Regions from separate parts of the Homo sapiens genome. Here region 1 is linked to region 2. Evidence: read pairs that join two places in POLR2A ChIA-PET (ENCODE). Cell type or tissue: PC-9. All regions are shown on one strand. Links, peaks and the distances in the headings refer to the core of each region. The heading gives the core; the rest is flanking DNA. Region 1 has its middle 10 kb from the start of RBBP6. Region 2 overlaps ARHGAP17 (Rho GTPase activating protein 17).

Region 1 (15,230 bases), core at 2,542-10,541, 460 kb before region 2:
TAGAACATTCCCTTCTCAAATCTAAATTCATTCACGTGTCTTTTATGATCCTACACTATCTGACCTCTGCTCATCTGTCAGGCCCAAGCCCTACCACTCCCCACAACCCCAACCCCAATAACCACACTTCATTCAACCACATTGGCCTTTTGACTCTTCCCTCCCCCTCCCCTTTTTTTGGAGGCAGGGTCTTACTCTGTCACCCAGACTGGAATGCAGTGGCATGATAAAAGCTCCTCGCAGCCTCGACCTCTGGGGCTCAAGCGATCCTCCCACCTCAGCCTCCTAAGTAGCTGGGACTACAGGCAAGCACTAACATGCTCAGTTAATTTTTTAGTGTTTTGGTGTTTTTTTGTTTTTTTTTTTTTGAGACAGAGTCTTACTCTGTCTCCCAGGCTGGAATGCAGTGGCACGATCTCCGCTCACTGCAAGCTCCACCTCCCAGGTTCACGCCATTCTCCTGCTTCAGCCTCCCAAGTAGCTGAGACTGCAGGTGCCCGCCACCACACCCGGCTAATTTTTTGTATTTTTAGTAGAGATGGGGTTTCACTGTGTTAGCCAGGATGGTCTCAATCTCCTGACCTCATGATCTGCCCACCTCGGCCTCCCAAAGTGCTGGGATTACAGGCATGAGCCACCGCGCCCAGCCAGTTTATTTTATAGAGACAGGGTCTCACTATGTTGGCCAGGCTGGCCTCAAACTCCTGAGCTCCAGTGATCCTCCCACCTCAGCCTCCCAAAGTGCTGGGATTACAAGTGTGAGCCACTGTGCCTGCCTAAATTTCTCTTGATCAAACCTCAGGGCCTCAGCACTTGCTGTTCACCCTACCAAGAAAGTTTTTCCCCTAGAACTTCCTATGGCTAACTCTTTCTTGTCAATCAAATGTCAAGTCAAATGTCACCTCTTCACGGAGGCCTTTTCTGACCACCCAATGTTAAGTCACCCTTGCTCTCTGCCTCCCCATCACTCTCCATCTCACTACCCTGCTTTATTGTCTTCCCAGCACTTACTGCATTCTAAAGCTGGGTTTTACCATGTTGGCCAGGCACAGTGGCTCACACCTATAATCCCAGCACTTTGGGAGGCTGAGGTGGTCGGATCACCTGAGGTCAGGAGTTCCAGACCAGCCTGGCCAACATGGTGAAACCTTGTCTCTACTAAAAATACAAAAATTAGCCGGGTGTGGTGGCGTGCGCCTGTAATCCCAGCTATTCAGGAGGCTGAGGCAGGAGAATCACTTGAACCTAGGAAGCGGAGGCTGCAGTGAGCTCAGATCATGCCACTGCATTCCAGCCTGGGCGACAGAGGGAGACTCCATCTCAAAAAAGAAAAAAAAAAAAGAAGGTCCTTGAATAATACATTGTTTCATTCAACATCAGTGGTTTCACCATAACTCAATCGCCAGCCGGGGCCACTATCTGGAATTCGCACACTCTCCCCCCATCTGCATGGGTTACCTCATTAGGTTTCCTCCGACATTGTAAAGCTGTGCCTGTTCGGGGAACCGGGCGTCTACATGGTCCCAGTGTGAGTGAGTGTGTCTGTGAGTGTGCCTTGTGATGGAGAGTGTCTTGCCGGGATGGGGTCGCATCACGCACCCTGGGCTGCCAGGACAGGCTCAGGCCACCCGAGACCGTGAACTGGAATAAACAGGAAAATAACAATCTTACATGTTTTTCTTAATCTTTCTTAAAAGTATGTATAGCTCACATTCATTTCAATGTTCAATAGGAGAAGTGTGTTGGTCTTTATTTAGAAGTTTGGTGATGTTTTTCTGACCAGAAATATGCCGTAAGAATTTAACTCTTGTTAATATCAATAAACCTATGGTAAAACTGGTTTTGTTATGTGTTGTTTCGCTTAAAGTCACAGTTTCCAATAACCTGTTAATGACGTTAGGTGAGGACTTACTGTGCCTGAGATGGGCACTGGTGTGACAGACACCATTAGGAGCACCTAACAGGGAGGGCGAGCTCACCCCCTGAGTTTGAACCCTGACTCCATCACTATTAGCGGGGGCCCTGGACCCACCTCTGGGATATATAACCTGAGGTTTCCTTCTGTAAGCCCGGGGTTTCTTCCTCTGTAAAACAGGGAGAAGAATCAGGCCTCCTTCACCAGGTCATCACAAGGATAAGTGAGATAGTACCTGTTAAGCCTGTAGTACAGCACCAGGCCTATAGGACCAGCAACCCCGGTTGCAGAGTTGGGGAGAGGAGGGCGGGGCAGATATTTGCTGGCAGCATCACTCACAAAGCCTGAGAGATGACCCAGATGAGCGAAGGCTTCCCCGTCTGCACTTCGTCCAGGGAGGTTCAGCAGTGCGAGGGGAGACTCCAGGCCAGCACTCTGCTTTAATCTATCAAGCTTGTCACTGCTGCGGAAGCCAGACAGAACCACTTATCAAGAGTCATTCTGGGGCCCCACAAATAATTCCCCAACCCCTGCCACGAGCTTAGGGAAGACACAGGTGAGGCAGACAAGGTCTGTGCCCTCTGGGAATCTTATCTCAAAGCTGAGACAAGATAAAAACAAAGATAATAGGAGACTCACTGTCGCAAGGGGATATGTTGGTCTGTTTACAGAGGGCCAGCTCTGCTCCTGTTCTCCACGGGAAATGTTAGCCACATGCAGGAAAATAGAGTTGGTGGAGTGGGGGAGACACTGCTCTCCCTGGCAAGACACATCCCGTTTTCTTGGAGGTTTTGATGTTGTTTTGTTTGTTTGTTTGTTTGTTTGAGACAGAGTCTCACTCTGTCACCCAGGCTAGAGTGCAGTGGCAAGATCAGAGCTCATTGCAACCTCCACCTCCTGGGCTCAAGCGATCCTCCCACCTCCGTCTCCCGAGTAGCTGGGACTACAGACATGCACCAACACATCCAGCTAATTTTTGTATTTTTTGTGGGAATGGGGTCTCACTGTTGCCCAGGCTGTTCTCAAACTCCTGGGCTCAAGCACTTTGGCTTCCCAAAGTGCTAGGATTACAGGTGTGAGCCACTGTGCCTGGTCTCTGGTTTAGTTTTGTTTTTATAATGTAACTTTTTTGTTGTTGTTGTTGTTGTAGAGACAGCATCTCACCTTATTGCCCAGACTGGTCTTGAACTGATGTCAAACAATCCCCCAACCTCGGCATCCTAAAGCACTGGTATTACAGGCATGAGCCACCACATCCAGCTCACATCCATTTTAAATGATGGCTCCTGTGTGACCTCAACTCTCTAAACTTCATTGCGTCATCTATAAAATGGGATAATATTGGGATGGATTCACAGTGTTGCTGGGAAGATTTAAGAATTCAGTGCAGTAAAAAGTGTTTGGCTCAGGGTATGGTGAACAGAAAATGCATGGTAAATGCAAGCAGGTGTTGTTTTGTTGGTGTTAGGTTTACCAAGTTGGAAGCACTTCAGAGAAACATGCCACATGAATTTATGTCCCAAACAACCCCTAAGTGGTGCTTGTGTACCAGGCACGATCATTAAATTGCCTTAAAAACTCTATGAAGGACTGAGCATGGTGGCTTATGCCTGTAATCTCAGCACAGGTGGGAGGATAGCTTGAACTCAGGAGTTTGAAACCAGCCTGGGCAACATAGTGAGATCCCATCTCTACTAAAAAAAAAATTAGCTGGGTGTGGTGGCATGAGCCTGTAGTCCCAGCCACTTGGGAGGCTGAGGTGGGAGGATCACCTAAGCCCAGGAGGTCAAGGCTGCAGTGAGCTGTGGTTGTGCCACTGTACTCCAGCCTGGGTGACAGAATGAGATCTTGTCTCAAAAACAAAACAAAACAAAACAAAAACAGCTGTATGAGGAAGGTACTTTTGTTATCTTTCATATCATTTTTTTACACATAACATAAAATTTATTCTCGCAACCATTTTTAAGTGCACAGTTCAGTAGTATTAAGTATATTGACACTGTTGTGCAACAGATCTCTAGGAATTTTTGTCTTGCAAAACTGAAACTCTGTATTTTTTGAATACCATTTCCCCATTTCCTTCTTCCCCACCCCTCACTGCCAGTCCCTGGAAACCACCATTCTACTTTGTTTCTAGGAAGGGACTATTTTAGCCCTGTTTCACAAATCAAGAAACCGAATCCAGCTACATAATTTGAGGGACTCAGAGTAAAATAAAAACATGTTTAAAAAAATTTTTTTTTTCTGAGACGGAGTCTCATTCTGTCACCCAGACTGGAGTGCAGTGGGTGCAATCTCAGCTCACTGCAACCTCCGCCTCCCAGGTTCATGCAATTCTCCTGCCTCAGCCTCCCAAGTAGCTGGGATTACAGGCGCACACCACCACGCCCGGCTAATTTTTGTATTTTTAATAGAGATGGGGGTTTCACCATGTTGGTCAGGCTGGTCTTGAACTCCGGACCTCAAGTAATCCGCCAGCCTTGGCCTCCCAAAGCGCTGGGATTACAGGCGTGAGCCACTGTACCTGGCCCCCAGTGTTTAAACTGCTCTAAAGAAGGTCAAGACAGTGACAGTAGAACATTAACTGAAGCACAGAGCCCTTCTGAATAGTCACACAGGGCCGGTGAAGCTGACCGTGGAGAAAACCACGGGCCAGAGAAGTTGTATAACTTTCCCAAGGTCACACAGCAAGTGTTGGAGCCAGGATTCAAGCCCAGCCTCTAAAATGACATGACTCCCTTTACTTTTTGAAAACTCCCTGCAGGCAGGGGCTTTGATCTTATCACCACCGATTGCCTGGCTCCCTCTCAGGGCTTGTCACACATTGGCACTCATGACGTATTTCATATTTGGAGGAATGAATGAGTAGGTCACATTCACCCAAGAGCCAAGCAGCTTCTTGGAGGTTCTTTTGTTTTGCCTTGGCTCTGGCACAAGTAACACTCCCATTTCTGCCCCTCCTTCATGTTTACTTGAAGCCTTGAATTCCTAGAAAAAGCAAAACTGGCATGCCTGTCTACATGTAATGGCCACACGCCGGACACTTTTATGAGGCTCCACCTTTCCAGAGCATTCCTAGCCTCTGAGTCCCACTGTGATGGGGTGGAATGAAGCTAGAGGACATGAGATAATGGAAGGTCACTGATGGCATACCTCACTCCAGGCCCCCACATCACCTGAAGTCTGATGGCCAAGTCCCTGGTCTGATCCTAATGCAAGGAAACTAGAACCAACTTATTAAAGCAGAAGGAAAAAATGGGTTTTATTTGTGGTTATGGCATTAAGTGAAAAAACAGCTAATGCTGCTGGGCACAGTGGCTCAGGCCTGGAATCCCAGCACTTTGGGAAGCAGAGGTAGGAGGATCACTTGAGCCCAGGAGTTTGAGACCAGCCTGGGCAATATAGTGAGACCCCACCCGTACAAAAAATTTAAAAATTAGCCAGGAGTGGTGGCACGTGCCTGTGGTCCCAGCTACACAGGAGGCTGAGGCAGAAGGATCGCTTGAGCCGAGGAGGTTGAGGCTGCAGAAAGCTGTGGTTGTGCCACTGCACTCCATCCTGGGCAACACAGCAAGACCCTGTCTCAAAAAACAAACACACACACACACACACACACACACACACACAAACACCACCAGCTAATGCCATAACCGTAAATAACTAGATCAGCCAAATTTAATCTGGATTAATCTAATCAGAGTAATCTAATCTTAACTAGATTTAGGGAGCTAGCCTAATTATTGTTTCTTTGAAAGGAACTACATTTTTCTGTCTGAATGTTTATAAGATGCTTTGCTGGCAGTCGGTTCGTGGAGGGGGGGAGAGAAGGAAACTCAGGAAAACATAAATGAATTAATCATAATCCTAATGTCGTAACACCTCATCATCATTGCCCTAGGCATGACTCTCTGTTAGTTTAATTATTTTTTCTTTATTTATTTATAGTAAAATAATGAACACTTGTGAACTCACTCACTCACCCAAGAACAACATCATTACCAACAACTCACATCTCTGGGAGGGGACATGGAGGGATCGGATGGTTTCCTCCTATCTCATCTTTCCATCTCAGAGGTAATCACCATCCTGAATTTTGTTTGTTTGGTGGGGGTTTGTTTGTTTGTTTGTTTTTGAGACATAGTTTCGCTCTTGTTGCCCGGGCTGGAGTGCAGTGGCACGATCTCAGCTCACCACAACCTCTGCCTCCTGGGGGGTTAAATGATTCTCCTGCCTCAGCCTCCCAAGTAGCTGGGATTGCAGGCATGTGCCACCATGCCCAGCTAATTTTGTATTTTTAGTAGAGACGGGGTTTCTCCATGTTGGTCAGGCTGGTCTTGAACTCCCGACCTCAGGTGATCTGCCCGCTTCGGCTTCCCAAACTGCTGGGATTACAGGCATGAGCCACCGCGCCCGGCCTTTTTTTTTTTTTTTTTTTTTTTGATACAGAGTCTCACTCTGCCACCCAGGCTGGAGTGCAGTGGTGCGATCTCAGCTCACTGCAGCCTCTGCCTTCCGGGTTCAAGTGATTCTCCTGCCTCATCCTCCGGAGTAGCTAGGATTACAGGCAAGCACCACCACACCCCACTGATTTTTGTATTTTCAGTAGAGACAGGGTTTCACTATTTTGGCCAGGCTGGTCTCGAACTCCTGACCTCTAGAGATTCGCCTGCCTCAGCCTCCCAAAGTGCTGGGATTACAGGTGTGAGCCACCATGCCCAGCCCCTGAATTTTGTGTTGTTTAGTCACCCTTTTAAAAGAAGTATTAAGGTCTAAGTGCCATGGCTCTTGCTTGTAATCCCAGCACTTCCAGAAGCCAAGACAGGAGGATCCCCTGAGGCCAGGAGTTCAAGACCATTCTGGGCAACGTAGTGGGACCCTGTCTCTAAAAAAAAAAAAAAAAAAAAAAAAAATTAGTTAACTGAGTGGGTCCTAGCTACTCAGGAGGCTGAGTCAGGAAGATTGTTTGAACCCAGGGCAACAGAGCGAGACTCTGTCTCTAAAAAAAAAAAAAATTAAATTAAAAAGAGGTATGCCTAGCTAAATAATGTATTGCTCAGTTTTATGCGTCTTTGAAATTCATTAAAAAGTTATGTCATCTTTGGATACTTGCTTTGTGGACCCAGATGAGCTAAAAAGATTTCACCACCATATTATTACATGTAGCTATATTTCATTTATTTCACTGCTGTATGATATCCCATTATCTGGATAGACCACAACAACAATCTTTTCTTGTTGATGGGTGTTTGGGTTGTTTCCAGCTTTTTTTTTTTTTTTTTTTTTTGAGACTAGGTATCACTCTGGCACCCAGACTAGAGTGCAGTGGGATTATCATAGTTCACTGCACCTTCAGCCTTCTGGGCTCCAGCAATCATCCCACTGCAGCCTCACAAATAACTGGGACTACAGGTGAGCACCACCACGCCTGGCTAATTTTTGCATTTTTTGTAGAGATAGGATTTCACCATGTTGCCCAAACTAATGTAGAACTCCTGAGCTCAAGTAATCCTCCTCCTGCCTTGGCATCCCAAAGTGCTGGGATTACAGTTACAGGCACGAGCTACCATGCCCAGCCTTTTTTTTTTTTTTTGAGACAGGGTCTCCCTCTGGGCACCCAGGCTGGAGTGCAGTGGTGGCCTCCCGGGCTCACGCAATCCTCCTGCATCAGCCTCCTGAGTAGCTGGGACTATAGGTATGTGTCACCATGCCAAGCTTTCCAGATTTTTGTCTTAAAAAGACAGCTTCCATGAATTCTTGTGCAAGTATAGTTAAATTTTACCTCGGGTATAGAATCAAGAATAGAATTACTGATTCATAGGGTAAAGGAATGCTCAAAGTTGCTAGAATTAAATTTTACCATGGGTATATAAGCAAGAATGAAATTACATAGAGTATAGGAGTGTTCAAATTTGCTAGAAAATGCCAAATTGTTTCCCAAAGTGATCGTTCCAATATATATCCCATCACTGGGATACATCCCCCACCAGTGATGGAATGTATATTGGAATAATCACTTTGGGAAACAATTGGTCTGGTCTCCAACTCTCACACATGGTATTGTCAAACTTTTAAATTTTTCAAATTGAATGAGTTTTGAATTAAATGAATAGTGGGAAAACAATGGATTTCTCACATCAATTTTCGGAAAATCTATTCATATGATGACTTAATTTATTACTTTACATTTCTACAAATTGAATTTTTTTTTTCTTTTAGGAGACAGGGTCTCATTTAGGCCTGGCGCAGTGACTCACGCCTGTAATCCCAGCACTTTGGGAGGCCAAGCAGGCAGAGCACTTGAGGTCAGGAGTTGGAGACCAGCCTGGCCAACACAGTGAAACCCCATGTCTACTAAAAATATAAAAATTAGCTTGGCGTGGTGGTTCATGCATGTAATCCCAGCTACTCAGGAGGCTGAGGCAGAAGAATTGCTTGAACCTGGGAAGCAGAGGTTGCAGTGAGCCAAGATCACGCCACTGCACTCCAGCCTGGGCAACAGAGGGAAATTCCATCTGAAAACAAAACAAAACAAAACAAAACAAAACAAAACAAAACAGGGTCTTGCTCTGTCTCCCAGGCTGGAGCGGAGTGGCAAGATCATAGTTCACTGCAACCTCAACCTCCTGGGCTCAAGTGATCCTCTCACCTTGGCCTCCCAAGTAGCTGGGACTGCAGGTGCACACCACCACGCCCTGCTGATTTTTTAATTTTTGGTAGAAATGGGGGTCTCCCTATGTTGCCGAGGCTGGTCTTGAACTCCTGAGCTCAAGCGATCCTCTCACCTCATCTCCCCAAAGTGCTGGGATGACAGGCTTGAGCCATCATACTTGCTGAACATTCTTTAAAAGGCTGCTGAGAAGGCAAAACAAAAAGCAGTCAACTATAATATTGTAAAAATCTTCTAAAAACTAAAATCATCCCATGTGATTAAACCATCATAAAATATAGTAAAAAAAAAAAAAACAAACTTTTGGTAAATGTTGTAAGTTCAGCTAGTCATTTATCAAACTGGAATGGCTGAAAAATATTTAGAAAAAGGGTCAATAAACTTTTTCTGTAAAGGGCTAAGTAGGAAATATTTCACATTTCATGAACTATTATTCTTCTTTGCTTTTTTTTTTTTAACCCCTTTAAATTTTTAAGAAATGCCGGGAGTGGTGGCTCAATCCCAGCACTTTGGGAGATTGAAGTTGGGAGATTGCTTGAGCCTAGCAGTTCAAGACCAACCTAGGCAATATAGCAAGACTCCTGTTGCTACAAAAAATACAAAAAAAAAAAATTAGCCAGCCATGTTGGCACACAGCTGTAGTCCCAGCTACTAGGGAGGCTAAGACAAGAGAATTGCTTGAGCCGAGTAGTTTGAATTTACAGTGAGCTATGGTTGAACCACTGCACTCTACCCTGGATGACAGAGAGAAACTCTCACAAAAAAAAGCAAAAAACAAAAAAAAACCATTAAACTCGAAAATCGGTGCTATTGGAAGAATAGTACGGGTTACTTTTGGGAGAAATGATTTTCAGTGAATTATTATACTTTATTATTATTATTATTATTTGGGACAGAGTCTCGCTCTGTGGCCCAGGCTGGAGTGCAGTGGCGTGATCTTGGCTCACTGCAACCTCTGCCTCCAGGGTTCAAGCAATTCTCATTCTTCAGACTCCCAAGTAGCTGGAATTACAGGTGTGCACGAGCATGCCTGGCTAATTTTTGTATTTTTAGTAGAAACAGGTTTTGTCATGTTGCCCAGGCTGGACTTGAACTCCTGGCCTCAAGTGATCCACCTGCCTCAGCCTCCCAAAGTGCTGGGATTGCAGGCATGAGCCACCATACCCAGCTGAATTATTATACTTTTAATCCAAAAAACACAGTTGACTATTTGGAGAAAAAAAAATGTTAATCCATGAGAAAACAGAAGACTTATGAAATGACAGGTGCTGAGACATTTGGATATCCATATGTGGAAAGTAAAATGAAACAGAACCCGCAGTTCATGCCATAAACAAAACTGAACTCAGCTAGACAAAAGAATTAAATATGAATGGTAAACTTAAAAGCTTTTAGAATAGACTAAATGCACTGCCTATAAAGGAACATCTTTCAAATTTGACATTATACTTAAACATTTCTATTCATCAAAGTATATCTAAACTAACAACTAAAAAATTAAAAAGGAATGATGGACTTAGAAAAATCACTATTTTGCAACTGCCGTAGTAATCATTGTTCAGGTAGGACTCTTCAATGAATGCTAGACTAATGAGTGAAAAGTTGATGAGGAACAAGGTCTTCAAATAGTCTCAAAGTATCTCCCCACAAATTACTTATTAATTACAAAGGGGTAATATCTGTAGAGTGGATAAAACCAGCAAAACAACCTTATTTAAAAATCAAAAATAGGTTGGGTGTGGTGGCTCATGCCTCATGCAAATGTAATGATCTAATTGCAATTCGTGGTCCAGAATTGGATCAAAGGCCAGAAAAAAAAGAGATAAATTACATTAGTGGGTGGCAAAATTCAAATCTGAACTGTGGATTGGATAATAGTTCTGTATCAATGTTACATCTCTGAATTTTGGTAAATGTAATGTAGTAAATAAATAAGTAATGTAATAAATAAATGTAATGTGTGAGAGAAAATGTCTTTGTTCTCAAAATCCCAAGCTTTGAGAGGCCTAGGCAGGAGGATTGCATGAGTCTAAGAGTTTGAGGTTACAGTGAACTACAATTGTACCAGCCTGGGCAACAAAAGGAGACTCTGTCTCTGAAAAGAAAAAAATAAATAAAAATAACATCATCAATAATAAGTAGCCATCACGGACTCCCTGCTGCAATGATTCCCTGAGTAGGACACATCAATTCTGTGGTTTTTCTGCCAGGTATTCAAACCCTAAATCCAACTATGAGGAAACATTAAACCAAATCAAGAGACATAAATATACATGAATTATCCCGTACTCTTCAAAAATATCAAAAGACTACCGAGTGCAGTGGCTCATGCCTGTAATCCCAACACTGTGGGAGGCTGAAAAGGGAGGATTGCTTGAAGCCAAGGGTTCAAGACCAGTCTGGGCAACACAGCGAGACTCTTTGTCTCTACAAAGAAATTAAAAATTAGCCAGGCGTGGTGGCACATGCCTTAGTCCCAGCTACTCGGGAGGCTAAGGAAGAAGGATCACTTGAGCCAGGGAGTTTGAGGCTGCAGTGGTCATGCCACTGCACTCCAGCCTCAGTGACAGAGCAAGCCCCTGTCTCAGGAAAAAAAAAAAAAAATTCAGAAGACAGAGGCTAACAAAATGTTTCAGACTAAGGGAGATTTGAGAGACATGGCAATTAATTGCAATGTGTGATCCAGGAATGGCTCAAAGACCAGGAAAAAAAAAAGAGATAAATTACATTAGTGGGTGGCAAAATTCGAATCGGAACTGTGGATTGGGTAATAGTTCTGTATCAATGTTACACCTCTGGATTTTGATAAGTGTAATGTGTAAGATAAATGCCTTTGTTCTCAAGAAATATACATGGATTTTTTTAGGGATAAAGAGGCGTCGTGTCTGCAAAATCCTTTCAGAGAGATCCAGATATACCTATATGAAGAAGAGCAGGGGACAAATGGTTAACTAAAAAAAAAAATGGGGCCAGGCACGGTGGCTCACGCCTATAATCCCAACACTTTGGGAGGCCAAGGGGTGGGGGGAGGGCAGATCACTTGAGGTTAGGAGTTTGAGACCAGCCTGGTCAACATGGCAAAATCTCTTTTCTACTAAAAATACAAAAAATTAGCTGGACATGGTGGCTCATACCTGTAGTCCCAGCTGCTTGGAAGGCTGAGACATGAGAAATCGCTTGAACCTGGGAGTCGGAGGTTGCAGTGAACCGAGATGGCGCCTTTGCACTCCAGCCTAGGTGACAGAGTGAGTCTCCGTCTCAAAAACAAACAAAAAAAGGACTGGGACAAGACGGGGCACGGTGGCTCATGGCTGTAAACCCAGCACTTTTGGAGGCTGATGGGGGAGGATCACTTGAGCCCAGGAGTTTGAAACCAGCCTGGGCTGCATAGTGAGATCCCATCTCTACAAAAAAAAAAAAAAAAAAAAAAAAAAAAATTACCTGGGTGTGGTGGCTGGAGCCTGTAGTCCCAGCTACTCGAGAGGCTGAAGTGGGAGGATTGCTTGAGCCCAGGAGGTCAAGACTGCACTGAGCTATGATAGTGCCATTGCACTCCAGCTGGGGTGACAGAGCAAGATTTTGCCTCTAAAAAAAAAAAAAAAGGAAAAAAAAACCAAAATGGGAAAAAAAGGTAAACAATTGCTGAATCTGAGTAAAGGGTACATAGAGGTTTCTTATGTTCTTGCTGCTTATCCATAAGTGTGAACTACTCCAATCTGAAAAGGCTGTATGACTTCATCTATGATTCCAACTATATGACATTCTAGAAAAGGCAAAACTATGGAGACAGTAAAGAAATCAATGATTGCTTGGGGTCTGGGGTGGAAGGGAGGGTTGGGGAAACAGTAGCATAGGAGAGCCAGGGTAACACCTTATTTATTTATTTATTTATTTATTGAGACAGAGTTTCACCCTTGTCACCCAGGCTGGAGTGCAATGGCACGATCCCAGCTCACTGCAACTTCTGCCTCCCAGATTCAAGTGATTCTCCTGCTTCAGCCTCCTGAGTAGCTGGGATTACAGGTCCATACCACCATGCCCAGCTAATTTTTGTATTTTTCGTAGAGATGGGGTTTCACCATGTTGGCCAGGCTGGTCTTAACTCCTGACCTCAGGTGATCCACCTGCCTCGGCCTCCCAAAGTGCTGCGATTACAGGCGTGAGCCACTGTGCCCGGCCAGTGTCACCATTTTAAAACAGACTCCATCTTAAAACTAGCAAGGCACATTCCCTGCTGGTCACGGCTCATGGTCATAAGATGTTTACAACTGAAGAAACAGCTTAGTAATGCCTGCAAGGACAAACTCCTCCAACAACAAAATGTCCAGATGTCCCGATCTCTCATAACAATATATGATTTTACAACCATTATAGTCATGCTTTTTGATATACTTACGCACTAAAATGCCAAGGATAATTTTCTTTAAATCAACAAGGTAATAAATTTGTTATGCTGCCAGCCTACTAGCACATAGACACAGCTTAGCTTTTACATAGATAAGACCCTATATTAGAAGAGTTTAAAATAAAGACAGTGCATTCGTCCTGTTGCTTTCTGAGGATGCCCTACTCTGCAATGAAGTAGCTTTCAATACACTATCTCTTCTCACTGTACTCTGAGACTCATCCTTAATTCTTTCCTGTGCCAGATCCAAGAACCTTATCTTGAGGTCTGGATGGGGATCCCTTTGTCAGCAACAGGAAGGAGGGATGACTAAGAAGGACACAGGGGAATTTTTATATGTCACTATACATTTGCCAAAATCCACAGAATGCACAACACAAAAGGTAACCCCTAATATGAACTGTGGACTTTAGTTAATAATGTATCAATACTGACTCATCAATCCTAACAAATATATGACATCAATGCAAAATGTTAACAATAGTGGAAACTGTATGAGGGGAGAGGGGCATATGGGAACCCTATACTTTCCACTCAATTTTTCTGTGAACCTGAAACTGCTCTAAAAAAGAGTATATTATGTACCGACAAAAAATAAACATTAAAAAAAATTAAAATAAGGCTGGGCACGGTGACTCACGCCTGTAATCCCAGCACTTTGGGAGGCCGAGGCAGGTGGATCACTTGAGGTCAGGAGTTTGAGACCAGCCTGGCCAAAGTGGTGAAACCCCGTCTCTACCAAAAATACAAAAATTAGTCCGGCGTGGTGCTGAACTGTAATCCCAGTGACTCGAGAGGCTGAGGCAAGAGAATCGCTTGAACCCGGGAGGTGGAGGTTGCAGTGAGCCGAGATTGTCTCACTGTACTCCAGCCTGGACAACAGAGCGAGATATATATTTTGTCCCTTTTCTATTTATTTATTTATTTATTTATTTTTTGATACAGGGTCTCACTCTGTCACCCAGGCTGGAGTGCAGTGGCACAATCACAGCTCATTGTAGCCTCAACCTCCCAGGCTCAAGCAATCCTCCCACCTCAGTCTTCTGAGTAGCTGGTACCATAGGCATGCGACACCATGCCTGATTAAGTTATTAATTTTTTGTAGAGATGGGTTTTCGCCATATTGCCCAGGCTGGTCTCAAACTCCTGGGCTCAAGTGATACTCCCACCTTGGCCTCCCAAAGTGCTAAGATTACAGGTGTGAGCCACCACTCATGGACTCTTTATTAACAATATACTTCACAATGAAAAAGGGAATACAGTGATCTTCATTCTATATTATACCCTATATACCAAAAAAAATCAGATTGATTATGGAGTTTAAAATCATGAAGCTATATATAAACTGGAAGGAAATATAGCAAAAAAATATCTAAGGTGAGTGCTGAGTGGGCTACAAGCCATTTCTCAAAGCAAAAGCAAAAACCATAAAGGGAGAAAGGTCAATGGACTTTTGTTTGTTTGTTTGGAGACAGGTTCTCCCTTTGTTGCTTAGGCTGGAGTGCAGTGGCACGATCATAGCTCACTGCTGCCTCAAACTCCCCGGCTCAAGCTATCCTCCCACCTCAGCCTCCCAAAGTACTGGTATTACAGACATGAGCCACAGCACCCTGCCGGTCGATGGGCTGTATTACATAAACTGCAAAAAAATAAAAAATACCCCAACAACTGTAGGCTGAAATATTAAATAAAATAGAAAGGCAACATAAAAGCAATCAACTCTCTGGAGAAAATACAGTGTGATGTAAGGGATGTATCTACCTTCTGTGAATTGGACTGACAACACAGAGGCTTAGAACTATTTTTTTTTTTTTTTTTTTTTGAGGTACAGTCTCGTTCTGTCACCCAGGCTGGAGTGCAGTGGCAAGATCTCGGCTCACCACAACCTCCGCCTCCTGGGTTCAAGTGATTCTCCTGCCTCAGCCTCCCCAGTAGCTGGGATTACAGGTGTGCGCCAGTGCGCCAGGCTGATTTTTGTATTTTTAGTAGAGACAGAGTTTCACCACGTTGACGAGGCTGGTCTTGAAATCCTAACCTCAGGTGATCCACCCACCTGGGCCTCCCAAAGTAATGGGATTACAGGCGTGAGCCACCATGCCTGGCCTTGTTAGTGCATTTTTAAGATTACATTCAATATACAAGCATAGAACAGCTTCCGTGGGACCAGGCACAAGCTCAGTCCTGTAACCCCAGCACTTTGGGAGGCCAAGGCGGGAGGACTGCTTGAGGCCGTGAGTTTGAGA
Region 2 (15,230 bases), core at 2,902-10,901:
GAGGTACTTTACATGAAAAGGTCTGGAGGCTGAAAACTATATTGAATATATTATATGAAAATGTTAATGTACTGTTTAAAAAGAAATTTCCCCTTTGTTTCCTGTGTTTGTGGAGGCTATATATATATTACATTAATAAAATCAATTTTAGATTTGCAGGCTTAGATTTTTTTTTTTTAAATCAATTTTAGAGGTTGGGGGTGGTGGCTCACGCCTATAATCCCAGCACTTTGGGAAGCCAAGGTGGGTGGATCACTTGAGGTCAGAAGTTCAAGACCAGCCTGGTCAACATGGCAAAACCTCATCTCTACTAAAAATACAAAAATTAGCCAGATGTGGTGCCACACACCTGTAGTCCCAGCTACCTGGGAGGTTGAGGCACGAGAATTGCTTGAACCTGGGAGGCGGAGGTTGCAGTGAGCCAAGATCGTGCCACTGCACTCCAGACTAGGCAACAGAGCAAGACTCTGTCTCAAAAAAACAAAAAAAAAATGTGTAGAAAAAAATCCAAACCCAACTAGAGATTAAAAGTGATCTATAATTGGGAAGAATTACTTTTAAGTGACAAATCATGACTATGGAGTATAATACACAAACTGGAATGGCTCCCTCACACAAAGATTCTTTGCTGGCCTGTGGACTCTCCATCTTAATTTTCAGGCCTTGGTACTGTCTCCATCTATTCCAATAATGTGGTCCAAATGACCTGATCTCCCTCATCACTGTGACTGGTCCAAGCCTTGGTGCTTCCTATCGTGAACTGTTTTGCAGTGTTCACCTTTACCAGAGATATGGAAAGTCCAGCAATTATTCCACTATCGGCCAAGGTGCCCATTCAATAGGCCATTCAATAGGCCATGTACGTAGGCCACAGAAATGTGCTGGTTTTTTCTGAGAAGTGTTATCTTTGGTTGAGTTTTTGTAATTTATTAAAGCAAGGCAGGGGGCAAGAGACTGAATTCGTCAAGACATCTATAGACAAAAAAAAAACAGTAGACAAAGTGATCCAATCATAAAAAATAATACTTGATAAATCATATATATATATATATATATATATATATATATTTTTTTTTTTTTTTTTTTTTTTTTTGAGACAGGGTCTCGTTCTGTCACCCAGGCTGGAGTGCAGTGCCACAATCTCAGATCACTGCAATCTCTGCTTCTTGGGCTCTAGTGATACTCCCACCTCAGCCTACCAGGTAGCTGAGACTACAGGCATACACCACCACGCTCAGCTAATTTTTCTATTTTTAGTAGAGACAGGGTTTCACCATGTTGGCCAGGCTGGTCTCAAATTCCTGAGCTCAAGCGATCTGGCTGCCTTGGTCTCCCAGAGTGCTGGGATTATAGGCATGAGCCACCGTACGCGGCCAGATTTTTTTTTTTTTAAGACAAGGTTTTGCTCTACCTCCCATGCTGAGTGCAGTGGCCTGATCACAGCTCACAGCAGCCTTGAACTCCTAGGTTCAAGCTATCCTCCCACCTCAGCCTTCCAAGTAGCTGGGACGAGAGATGCGCACCATCATGCCCAGGTAATTTTTAAAATTTTTTTTATAGAGATGGATTCTCACTACATTGCCCAGGCTGGTCTCAAACTCCTGAGCTCAAGCCATCCTCCCGCCTCCAACTCCCAAAGTGCTAGGCGTGAGCCACTGCGCCCAGCCTAGATTGTTTTGAATCAGACATTTTGCTCCATGTTCCTAAACTTTTTGTATATGGGTTTTTTCTGCTTTGTCAGAGCCTTCTTTGTGTCCAACGTTCTGGGCTTGAAAACACACTTGAATGTTTCCTGTCTGCAACTGGAAAAACAATACGAATCAGGAAGGAACTTCCCACTCGCCATTTTACTCTGGGGTTTGTTTTTTCCTATGAAGCTATTCTGCAATTTTACTAGTCACTCAAGCAAGGCTGATACCAGGCAGGATCTTTAATTTACTTTTTGGTAAAGCACAGATTTTCTCCTCGTAATTCTCAAAGCAGCAGTGCTGCCCAGGCCTTCATAGTGCCACTTTCCCTTGACCTGGTGTGGCAATGTCCAACCCTGCAGTGTGGCTAATAGGATGTTTCACTGAGCTCACTTGCCAGGCAAGGAGAAAACAGAAATGTTTTCAATCTGGAGTAGTTCACTGTACCAAAAAGACAGAAGATGCTCAGACCAGGTGAGAGTCAAAGGAAAATTTCCAATTGGTCTGATATTTTCCATCTCTAATCATGGATTTCTGGTAGTTTCCTTCATAAAACATGTACTATGGGAGCCAGGGACTCCCAAACCATGGACACGAATGCTCAAGTCCCCGCGATCAATGCAGGCTGTGGTCTTCCAAACAATGAGCACTACCGTCCTCCTCCCTGCTAGACAGCAGGTTCCATGAGGGCAGAGAGAGAGCTCTAAAGTCATCACTCCTCCCCAGCGGCAAGCTCAGCACCTTCCTGCCACTTAAATACATACTGAGGCCGGGCGCAGTGGCTCACGCCTGTAATCCCAGCAGTTTGGGAAGCCAAGGCAGGCGGATCACGAGGTCAGGAGATCGAGACCACGGTGAAACCCCGTCTCTACTAAAAATACAAAAAAAAAATTAGCCAGGCAGTGGCAGGCACCTGTAGTCCCAGCTACTCGGGAGGCTGAGGCAGGAGAATGGTGTGATCCCGGGAGGCGGAGTTTGCAGTGAGCTGAGATTGAAATTGCGCCACTGCACTCCAGCCTGGGCGACAGAGCAAGACTCCGTCTCAAAAAAAAAAAAGAAATACACACTGAATGAATGAATGGATGTCTATCACATCTTTGGGAAAAAGGACATTCACAATGTCAAACAAAATCCAATAAAACTAGGTTGAAAAGCAGCCATAGGTGTATAGAACTGCCTTCCACAGTAAAATCCATAATGACTAAAATTGAAATGTGATATTACCTTTCAAGGTTAATCTTTTTATAAAATGGGAAAAAAAACCACAGTTGAAAATAAAAAAAAAATGTCTGTAGGGGGAGGCAAAATCCAGTTTTAAAAATTTTATGTTAAAAGAGGAGTGAAAGCCATTCCTCCAATCCCATATCCCAAAGGGTACTGTTACGAATTTGTTATATATCCTTCCCAATTTGTTTTCTAAATTTAAACTAGTGCTTCTCAACTGGAGGCAACTGTGTCCCCAGAGGACATTTGGCAATGTCTGGGGACATTTGTGGTTGTCATGATGGGAGATGCTACTGGTCTCTGTAGGCTAGAGGCCAGGATGCTACTGACTATCCTAAATGCAACCCCACACACACACACACACACTAAATAATATAAAGAATTATGAACAAGGAATGATCCAGCCCTGGATTTGTTTCCTATTGCTGCTGTAACAAATCACCACAAACTCAGTGGCTTGAACAACACAAGTATATTATATCACACTTCTTGAGTTCAGCACTTCCAACCAGGTCTCCCTGGACTACGATCAAGGTGGCAGCAGGGCTGAATGCCTTCCTGGACATGCAAGGGGAGCATCTGCTTCCTCGCCCTTTCCAGCTTCTTGAGTCTACCGCATTCCTTGGCCTCCTCCTGCACTGTCAAAGCCAGTATGGTTCACTCTGGGCCTCTCTGCCACAGTCACCTCTTCCTCTGACTCTGCGACCTCCCTCTTCCACTGCTAAGGACCTCTGTGATTACACTGGGCCCACCTGGCTAGTCCAGGCTAATCTCCCTTTCCACTGATTAGAAATTTTAATCCCATCTCCAAACTTAGTCCCCCTCTGCCATGTAATCTAAGACATTCAGAGATTCTGGAGATGGGGATCTGGACATGTTTCGGGAGGGCAGAGCATTATTCTGCCTACTTCAGGTCCAAATGTCAACAGTGCCAAGGCTGAGAAGTGCTGATTTCAAAGGACACACATACACACACATACGTACACACACATACATGCACACCCATACACACACACACAGATGCACACAGGTAGATAGAGACACGAGGGGCATTTTTACACGTCAGAATACAGATGTACAACTCCACCACCTCCCTTTTTATGCCTGTACATTAACCTATTCTGTGGATATACCATGTTCTACTTAACTGCACGAAAGCAAGGCAGCACCACCAAACCCTCCAGCCTCATATTCAATCTAATTGAACTGTGGACTGAAGACAGTTGAAGACCGTCAAACCTCCACATCACAAACGGTTCCTCCAAGGCTGTAGGGATCTACTTGAGCCTTCATAATAGCCAACAGTAGCAGCCATATTTGCTGGGTGCTTTCTATGCCCCAGACACTGGGCTGGCACTTACATCTACTCTAATTCTCACATCAACCCTATTGGGTAGGAACCACTATTTCCCCCATTTTACCTATAAGGAAAGTGAGGTCTTGAAAGGTAACTTGCCTAGGACCCCAGCACTAATAAGTGGGATTGTGGGATTCAAACCCAGAGGGCCTGACTAGCAAGGCCTACACTTAGTTTATCTAAACCAGGGGTCAGCAAACTATACCCGCAGGCTCAATCTAGCTCACCGCCCATTTTTTATGTTCAGAAAGCTCAGAAGAATGGTTATTTTAAAATGATTGGAAAAAAACAAAATAATAATATTTGGTAACACATGAAAATTTTATGAAATTCACATTTCAGTGTATTACAGAAGTTTCACTGGAACACAGCCAGGCTCATGCATTTGTGTGCTATCTATGGCTGCTTTTGAGCTTCAACAGCAGAACTGAGTTGTTGCGAAAGACATCACCGTATGACCTGCAGAGCTCAAAATATTTGTTATCCAGCCATTTACAGAAAATGCTGGCCAACCCCAGGTCTCTATTAGTAACTCTTGCAGGATGTGGTGCAAACCTTGATAGCTAACTTTTTAGAATCACTTTGAGGATGGGTGAGGCTGGGCTGGAGGTGTATTTTCTCTTCCTCGACATTCTGCCTCATAGGCAAGCAGCAGCTGCCAAAATGAACAGGGGTGGCTGCCTCTGATAATTCAGTCCAAATGCGGAGGCACAGCCCAGTGCTGGTGACACTGGTGACAGGAAGAAATCAGAAGTTATGTCCCTCCTGCACCTACGCACCTCCATCCACTCACCTCCTCAAAAACACTGAAGTATTTTAATCACTGTTTGCTTTCTGGTCTCTACTGATAAACATATTTCGGGACAAGACCTAAATAAACACAGTTCTCTACCCAAGAGTTCAGCAACAATAAACATTTCAGGCTTGCAGACCATACTGTCTCTATGTAATGACTCAGCTTGCCACTGCAGCACAAAAGCTGCCACAGACATTGTATAAATGAACGGACCTGGCTGTGCCCCAATAAACCTTTATTTATGGACACTGAAATGTGAATTTTGCCTAATTATCGTACGTCATGAACTACTGTTCCTCTTTTAATGTTTTCAAGTATTTAAAAATGCCAAAACCATTCTGAGCCTGCAGCAGCCGCATTTAGCCCACAGACCAGAGTTTGCTGACCCCTGATCTATGTACAAGTGAAGTCCATTTTCCCATGAAACTTCAATCCTTTTTAATCACTTCCCAAATCCAAATTCTTCTTACTCAGAAGGGGGATTTCTACGTTTTCCCAACTTGCATTTCAGAGGTTGAGAGACGCTGGCTTTTCAAGACTTTTGCCAAATTGCTCCTTTTCAATCCTTTCAGCCATTCTGGGGCCTTGAGAGCAGGGGCTCATCTTTCTACCACCAAGAGCACCCCCAACCCAAGGATGGCAAATATGTGGCCGAGGCGCCAACACTAGCATCAAACATCAATGGCTCCCACTGCCTCTGGGCTCACAGGGCTGTTGGTTTTTGGTTTACAATTTCACATGAGAGATCACTGTTCTGCTGGCTTTTACACTTGCACACTGACTGATACGTCAATTAAAATGAAAAAATGAAGCATGGAGAGAATTTTTAATGAGCTCATTTTCAATGCTAGTTACCAGGAAATATCTGACGCATTTTTGAGAAATAAGACAGACTGTGACTAATCTACCAAGGATCTGAATATTGTATGTAGGGTAACAACATAAACATTACTGCATGCAACATGATTTGTATTCACAGTGAAATTACAGAGCCCACCCAGGGCTAGGCAGTGGATTTCATTCTGCTGGGAATCTGATTTTGTGCAACACTGTCACCTCCCGTTACAAGTGTTTACAAAATCCACCTGAGCCTCTGAGCCCAGTTTGGATGCAATAGTTTGATTTCATAGTGAGCTGGAGGACTACTGAATGAGTTTTTACTGTTTTATCTCATTAGATTAGCTGTCGTCTTAGATTTCTGGGAAGGAATCTAAAATCTACTTAATTGGATTTTTAAAATAAACGACTCTCTGAAACTTTAAAAATGAAGCAATTTGTTATACCTGCCACAAAGCAGTTTAAAAGCCGTAAGAGAGTTTACAGAACTCTAAAGGGATGTTATTGGGAAAAAATTGTTCCCATGCCTAACACTGAAAAGAAAAAGGATACTTAACGGGGGGAAATGATTCAACAGAAAATATTTTGGCAATGACGTGGGAAAAATAGATCTAATAGTTCTATACTCTGCATTATTTCCCCAAATGATGGTATTTTGCCCATGTATTTACAGCTTCTCTAGGACAGGGTTATAACATTTAATTTTTACTTTAAATGACAATAAAAGCCTTCTCAATCTTAACTTAATCTTGATAATATTATTTGAATTCCAGTGACTAAGATGAACAGTTACATTTTACCCTAAATTGAATTGAGGTTTATCGTTTTCCTGCACATGTAAGCTTACCCACGCAGCGTTTTGTTCGGTCAGTTGGCTTTTTCCCCTCTGGCACATGAAATGGAATCTATTTGCTATCCCTGCTCTAACCACGTGGCCTGTCTCAAAGCTCCACCACCGATTCTTGCTTATAGCAAAATCTGAAAGAAATCTCCCTTCTGCCACCAACCACCTCAACGGCCTCTCAGGCATTCCAAGTGCCTTATTCCCCAGCCTGCTCCAGTCACTCATGGTACCTGCTTGGACCTGGAGGCAGCTGAGTTTGAGATTTTAAAACTCATTTAAGCAGGCAAAAATATGTGAGAAATATTTTGCAAAATATTGCAATGCAGACAGTACATCCACATAGAGCTACTGCCTAAGGGAAAGGAGCTCAGGAGGAGTCCAGTTTACTGCTCTGGTGAGGCAGCCAGAGGCTAGGAGGAGCTGAAAAGCCACACAAAAAGTCTAAAGCAAAAGTGCCCAAGGCCAGGCCACACAATGTCAGGGGCTCCCTCCACACCTGGGCTCTGACTCAGTGCTGTGACTGATGGCTGCTGGGGAGGTGCACAGCGTCTGAAGACAGGTTGTGCAGGCTCCCTTCCAAACTAGGTCAGCACATTTGGACTTTGACAAGCTCATCCCCATAAAAACAGGTTGTAAATGTTAAGTTCTCAGTCCAACTTACAAGGACTCATTTAGCTCACAGATTATCTAAGAGACAGCCCTGGCAGGGGCCTATTGAGTTTTCTGAGCCACTCAGAAAAATAGTAAAAATAAAAACTAGTGGAAAAAGATCTAGGAGGTAACAGTGGTTCTTAACCAGAGCTACACATGACAGTCCTGGAGGCTCTGAAAATAATACAGGTGATGCCACTTATATGAAATGGCCAGAAAACGGGAATCTATAGAGGCAGAAAGTAGATGAGTGGTTGGCTTTGGGGGTGGGGGGAATGGGGATTAACTGTAAAGAAGTATGAAGGCTCTCATTTGGGGTGACAAAAATGTTCTACAATTGGGTTGTGGTGATGGTTACACAACTCTGTAAATTTACTACAAATCATTGAGTTCTACACTTAAAATGAGACATTTTTTGAAATATGTCAGACACAGAAAGATATATACCACATGTTCTCATTCATATGTGGGAGCCAAAAAAAATAACGTCATAAAAGTAGAGAGTAGAATTGTGGTTATTAGAGGCTGGGAAGCATAGGGTGGAGGAGAGATAGGGAGAGGTTAATGGATAGGGATAAATAATTATAGCTAGATGGGAGGAATAAGTTCTAGTATTCTATAGCACTGTAGGGTGAATATGACTAACAATAACTTAGTGTGTATTTTCAAAAATCTAGAAGAGGATTTTGAATGTTCACAATACAGGCACAAACGTTCAAGGTGATGGATACGATAATTATGCTGATTTGATCATTACACATTGTAAACATATCAGAATATCACTCTATATCCCATAAATATGTACAAACATTGCAGCCAACTAAAGATAAAAGGGGAAAATGGGTAAATTTTATGATCTATAAAATATATCTCATAGGTTGGGCACAGTGGCTCATGCCTGTAATCCCGGCACTCTGGGAGGCCAAAGTGGGAGAATCACCTGAGTCCAGGAGTTCAAGACCAGCCTGGGCAAGACAGGGACACCTCCATCTATACAAAAAATAAAAAACTTAGCCAGGCATGGTGGTGCACACCTGTAGTCCCAGCTACTCAGAAGGTTGAAGTGGGAGGATTGTTTGAGCCCAGGAGGTCAAGACTTCAGTGAGCCACGATCGTGCCACTGCACTCCAGTCTGGGCATCAAAGCAAGATCTTGTCTCAAAAAAAAAAAAAATTAAAACAATTAGCTGGGCATGGTGGTGAGCACTTGTAGTCCAGCTACTTAGGAAGCTTAGGTAGGAGGGTCATTTGAGCCTGGGAAGTGGAGACTGCAGTGAGCCAAGATCACACCACTGCACTCCAGCCTGGGCAACAGAGTGAGACCATGTCCCCCACAAAAACACAAATACACACACACCCCTCATAAGGTTGTCAAAAATAATAATACTGATGCCTGGACCCCAACCTAAAACAAATGAATTAGAACCTCTGGAGGTGGGGCTTGGCTTTTTTTTTTTTTTTTTAGCTCCCCAGGCAATTCCCAAGCAAAGAGAACACTGAGAACTGCTGCAAGGAGAAGGTTCAGGTAGCAACAGCTGGCAGGTGGCAGAACGAGCAGCAGGACAGACTAGAAGGGTAGCAGCCATAATGCACTGCAGCACCATAGTCTCCAGGGTCCCTGTGTCCTAGGCCATAAACACATTTCAGAAGGAGCTGATGTGCATGATTCACAACTGGCTTTACGCTGCGGCCTTCACAGACAGAGTAAACTCAGTTGTAAAAAACAGAGTGATACCCAATTCTAAGTTTCACTCTCAGCAAAGGATAAGAATGTAGGATACAGTCAGAACTAAGAGTTAGGGCTCTGGAGTCAAACATACCAGACTTTGAAACCCAAGGCTAGACGTTCACATGTGCACCTTACTAAGAAACATTTCCTCCACTGTGAAATAGGAATAATTATAACCATAAAATTATAATAATGATACCACCACCATAGTGGTTGTTTAGGAACACCATCTCATGTACTTCATTTAACGTGTTTCGTGGCACCTAGTGAGGGTTCATGGAGTGTTAGCTGTTCTGAGAATTACAACAAATAATAACAACCTTCAGATAAATCCCAAGTCTTATCTAAGAATGACCTTTCCAAATTTATCAAGCTGTTCTAGCTTCTCTCTGGAAGAAGTCACAGTCGAGCCTGGACCACACAAAAACAAAAAGCTAGTCAGAGTTAGAGCAGGAGTAGCGCAGGACGTTCAATTAAAACAAAGGGTTGGTTGTGACAACACCGTGTGGGATGGCACCAAAGAGAATCACAGGCAAACAATAAACAGAAACTCAGGGACAGAGTACGTGGAGAGTTAGTAAACCCTGCATCAGAAGCTAACATCTTAAGCTGCTGGGCTTCCCACCACTGCTAAGGAAGCTATAGAAACACCTGCACCAGCAGATCTCAGCTGAGCATGCATTCACAGAGAAGCAAAAGCAAGTCTCCAAGTATAAACCATCCATCCGAGGATGGACTTACTTCAAGAGCCTCAGATTTTAGATATTTGTTCATTCAGACGGTATTTACGGAGTTCCCACTAAATGTCAGGAACTGAGAAAGAAAAAAGGAGACAGAAATGATACAGTCCCCACCCTTGAGGAGCTCATGAGAAAAAAAGGTCTCATCCTTAATGAAAACACTTTGGGGGCACAGATAGAAGAGTGATTAACTGTGTGGCCAGGAAAGCAGGGAAACAGTCCAAGTGGACCTCAGATAAGTCAGGCATGGGGAGAAAAGGTTTGGGGAGGAGTGTGTACATAGTAGGGTACAGAACAGGAGGTGGAGATGTGGCTGCAGAGAAAGGCTTTGCCTGCCATGGAACTCGGGGGCAACAGGGAGCCACTGATGGTTTTTCAGTAATGGAATGGCAACAGGTTTGAGTTTCAGAATGAAAAGTAGAATAGCAGGATGGAAGTAGGAACTCCTGGAGCCCTCTGTGGATATCTAGACGAGAGACAAGAACACAGACCCAGAGCCCAAATAGTCATCCTGGCCAATGACACATAGCTATTTTTTCTTTTTCTTTTTCTTTTTTTTGGAGACAGAGTCTTGCTCTGTCACCAGGCTGGAGTGCAGTGGCACAATCTTGACTCACTGCAACCTCCACCTCCCAGGTTCAAGAGATTCTTGTGCCTCAGCCTCCCGAGTAGCTGGGACTACAGGCGCACGCCACCATGACCGGCTAATTTTTGTATTTTTAGTAGAGATGGGGTTTCACCATGTTGGCCAGGATGGTCTCGATCTCCTGACCTCATGATCCGCCCACCTCGGCCTCCCAAAGTGTTGGGATTACAGGCGTGAGCCACCGTGCCTGGCCCAACACATAGCTATTTTAACAGAAAGAGTACAGTAGAATCTGACTATAAACTACCAACTTGAAAAAAGTACAAGAAAAATTCATAAATACAGTACTCCTGTTCAAGAAAGTAATCAAACATAGAAACTGGAATTGGTGGATCATAACATGTAATCAAAAAAGTTTCTGTTACCGTTTATTTATTTTTTAGAGATGGGGTCTGTCACCCAGACTGTGGAAAGCAATGGTGCGATCGTAACTTATTTTAGCCTCCAACTCCTGGGCTCAGCAATCCTCCTGTCTCAGCCTCCCAAGTAGCTGAGACTACAGGCATACACCACCACACTCATCTAATTTTTGTATTTTTTTGTACAGACAGGTTCTCGCTATGTTGTCCACACTGGTTTCAAACTCCTCGCCGCAAGTGATCCTCCTGCCTCAGTTAAAATCCTTTTTTTGGAGACAAGGTCTAAAATCTTAACGTGCTGGCATTGTAGGCATGAGCCACTGTGCCCAGCCAAAAGAGTTTCTTAACACCAAATTTCCAATACTAAAATTTAAAAAAAAATTAATAGTAATATTTTGCATTTATACATTATTTTCTGTTATGAAAGCACTTTTACCTATATTATTTCATTATAATAGGTTGGTGCAAAAGTAATTGTGGCTTTTCCCATTAAAAGTAATGGGCAGCCGGGCATGGTGGCTCACGCCTGTAATCCCAGCACTTTGGGAGGCCGAGGTGGGCGGATCACCTAAGGTCAGGTGTTCAAAACCAGCCTGACCAACATGGTGAAACCCCATTTCTACTAAAATACAAAAAAAAATTAGCTGGGCATGGTGGTAGGCACCTGTAATCTCAGCTACTCAGGAGGCTGAGGGAGGAGAATCACTTGAACCCAGGAGGCGAAGGTTGCAGTGAGCTGAGATTGCACCACTGCACTCCAGCATGGGCAATAGAGTGAGACTCTGTCTCAAAAAAAAAAAAAAAAAGTAACGGGCAAAAACATGTACCCATACAGGGCAATTTTTATTATCCCTGTTTCGTGGGTGTGCAGGCAGACACCCATTAAGTGAATTACACAATGTGAACCAGTCTTTGAACCTTCAGAAAGAGTACCTTCGAGGCCATGGACCAAAGTTAAATTTCTCTTAAATTTGCAAGCTATGTTCTGACCCTAACTCCGCCACAAACTAACCATAGCATCTAAAAATACATCCCTTAACCTTTCTGCCCCTTACTTTATTTATATTTGCATCAACATTCTCACAGGACTTTTAAGAGACTAGAACAAAATAGCAAAGGAGGGAACATTTTGAAACCTTCCAAACTGGGCTTTGCAAACGTAGGACTGTAACTCCAAAAATGACAAATGTTGCACGGTTTAAACAGGCATCTAGTGCTGAAAATCTGAATAATGGTGGCTCCTCTGGAATTCTACAATAAACACACGTCACAGATGTGGCCCAGGAAGTTCCATGCTTAGCGTGGTGCACAAAATGAAGAAAAAATAGTCACCTGGAAAGTCAGGGCGAGGCAGTTTTTGAGGGATGATGGTAGATTCTGGGTGGGGAACACCCTAAATCTCCACTTGCCCTTTTCTAAGGTCAAAGAAAGGAGTGCCTGATGGATGAAAGGACACTGTAAATACCTTAAAACAGAAATCTGATTGCTTTTTAATGAGGTGTTTTGTCAAAAAAGCTATTCAGGATAAGTAAGCCTTAACTGAGTGGAGCTACACAGCCCATCAACAAATTCAACCACAGGCTGGTGTCATGCATACTTTGCACTAACTTTTCATTTGGTTAGTCACTGAACAAATATTTTCGGGTTCCCTTCCATGAGCCATCATGAGTAAGATAGGGCCCCTGCTCTGCCAGAGCTCAAGGACTATCAAGGAAAATAAGCCATTATACTCCAGTGCAAGGACGGTTCCAACAGGGAAGTGCAGGGTCCCTGGGAGTTGTCACTATCACCACAGCCCACATTTATTGAGCTCATATCACATGCTCAGCACTGTTCCAGGTGCTTTGCAAGAACTGAACTCTACGGGATAAGTATTATTACCCCCGTGTTACAGAGGAAGAAACTGATGCACCCAGGGAACTTAAGCGATTGCCCAGGGTTTCCCACCTAGGCTCTGAATCTCGGCAATATTACTTCAGGGACCCTGTTCTTAACCACCTAATACACACTTTACTTGTATTAACCCACCTAATCCTCAAGACAACCATGAGACTGATACCACTATTATAACCTGTATTAGTCTGTTCTCACATTGCTAATAAAGACATACCCACGTCTCTGTAATTTACAAAGGAAAGAGATTTAATTGACTCAGTTCCGCAGGGCTGGGGAGGCCTCAGGAAACTTACAATCATGGTGGAAGGGGAAGCAAACACGTCCTTCTTCAAATGGCATCAGCAAGGAGAAATGCCGAGCAAAAGGGGGAAAAGTCACTTATAAAACCATGAGATCTCATGAGAACTCACTCAGTATTACTAGAACAGCATAAGGGTAATGGCCCGATAATTAAATTACCTCCCATGGGATCCCTTCCACGACACGTGGGGATTATGGGAACTACAATTCAAGATGAGATTTGAGTGGGGACACAGCCAAACCATGTCATACCCATTTTAGAGATTTAGAAACCTAGGCACAGAGAAGCACATTAAATTGTTGCGGGTTACAGACATGACAGGAGGGGCCTGAATGCAGACCTGGGATATCAGAAAGATATCCTGAAACTGGTGATGGCTTCTGAGACCTACTGGATGAGTTGGAAACCCAGAGGCTGGATAGTACAAGAGCACCCAGGTCAGGGAGAAGAGAGGGAAGAGAGAGCAGGGAGGAGCAGAGGCAGGTGACATGGCTGGGGGAGAACCCCACCCCATTTAAGCTCAGGTACACGGGATCTGCTGAAGATTGTGAGCAAACTTATTTGCTGAATACATAAGTGACTAAATGAAAGTTTTCAGTATCTGGGCCTTGTACTGAGTAGGAGCCAGCGGCAATCCACCACCAGGGTGGGCAGGAGAGCCAAGGGCCAGCCCAATTCTAGGCCATCAGGTGTGCGAACCAAACTGAAGGACTGCGGAAAACACGGAAAGGAACTCTGCCGGACTCTGGGCCTTCAAATGAGTACCAGGCAGCAAATGTAAAAAAAAAAATCTTCAGAAAGGCTGTTACATGCATTTAAACAAAGGAAAACCAGGCTTGGACAATGAACCAACAAATAAAACTGCACTCACTTTACTTCTCTATAGACCAACTTTTTCTTCTCTTTTTTTTAAGAGACCAAGGGCTTTGCTATGTGGTCCAGGTTCACTTCAAACTCTTGGGCTCAAGCAATCCTCCCGCCTCAACCTCTCCAGTATCTGGGACTACAGGTGCAAGCCACCTACTTCTTCATAAGTACACCAGGGATTTCAGCACAATGGTTTTTAACTTCTAAGACTTAAAAAAAATTCCCAACATTTCAGTGAATTTTATTTTTTTGGGGGGGGAGGGAAATAAATATGTCTTCAGTCAACCATCTTAACTAAAATGTCTCCCATAACGTCTTAAATCCCTCTCTGCACTGAAGAATCTTCCTATCATCAATAATTTCAGGAACCTACCAGTGGAGTAACAGTTAAATTTGTTGTGCCATAACATGTTATTATGATAGTTGTATTCCTAAGAATTTACCAATGCTCATATTATAAAATCAACTGATCAAATGGCAGGAGCGAGAGTCTTCTGGGGATGGAGCATTCATAAAAAAATTTCTTCAGCGTTACCAGGCAAATCTAGCATTTCATCATATCTGGACATTGCTCCAACAGGATATTGGTCTTTTGTTATCATCAGAAGCACTCTTAGTAATGAGAACATCTTATGCATGCACATCTCCTTTGCCACCCACAACTCGGAAAGCAGAACAGAAAAACACCCACTAAAGCATGTTCAGAAGGTGCCCTCCCTCTACCCCAAGCAAGGTGCTAGCTCCTTGTAGGTGGGTGAAGTGGCTAAGAGCAAATATGCAGGGAGTCAAAGCCCCGTTCACCACCTAAGAGCGGGGTAATCTCTGTGTCTCCATTTCCTTTCCCGTAAAAATGGAGATATTAAGAATATCTAATTTACAGATTGGAAAGATTGAAAGAGATAATATAAGCAAAGTGCTGATTCCTAGAAAGCTCAAAAAATTCCTGGCATGGTGGCTCACACCTGTAATCCCAGTACTTTGGAAGGCCGAGGCAGGAGGATTGCTTGAGGCCAGGAGTTGGAGACAAGCCTGGGCAACATAGGGACAACCAAAAAAAAAAAAATGGTTTTTGTTCTGTCTAGAATATGGAGAAATCATGTCACACAAGTTACTCAATCTCCCTGTGCTTCTGGTTCCCACCTATAAAAGGGATAACACTATACTGACTTCACAGGGTCTGGTGGGTATTAAACAAGTCAATACACAACTTGGACTAGCGCAAGGTGCCCAGTACACATCCAGATGCATATTCTCTGTCATTAGCACTTGGACTGGTGCAAGGCGCCCAGTACACAC

The links. ChIA-PET counts read pairs that join two places held together with the same protein. Peaks named below come from ENCODE experiments on the same cell type or tissue, not always from the same donor. Only the 100,000 strongest peaks of a DNase experiment are listed, where the experiment ranks them.
Region 1: POLR2A ChIA-PET joins it to region 2 with 8 read pairs; 2 of 35 experiments call an interaction of 5 or more read pairs at or near these places.

What each region holds. Positions count from the first base shown.
Region 1 is chr16:24,521,493-24,536,722 of GRCh38, forward strand. No RefSeq gene overlaps it. Among named protein-coding and RNA genes, the nearest start is that of RBBP6, 10 kb to the right of the region's middle. In PC-9, for the core only: no CTCF peak of the experiment used is centred there; DNase peaks (open chromatin) are centred at 3,919 and 4,879.
Region 2 is chr16:24,981,930-24,997,159 of GRCh38, forward strand. The region is part of intron 1 of ARHGAP17 (Rho GTPase activating protein 17); the gene reads right to left. Among named protein-coding and RNA genes, the nearest start is that of ARHGAP17, 26 kb to the right of the region's middle. RefSeq lists an enhancer at 6,519-7,122. In PC-9, for the core only: no CTCF peak of the experiment used is centred there; DNase peaks (open chromatin) are centred at 5,172, 5,982 and 7,242; H3K4me3 peaks cover 826 bases; H3K27ac peaks cover 1,628 bases.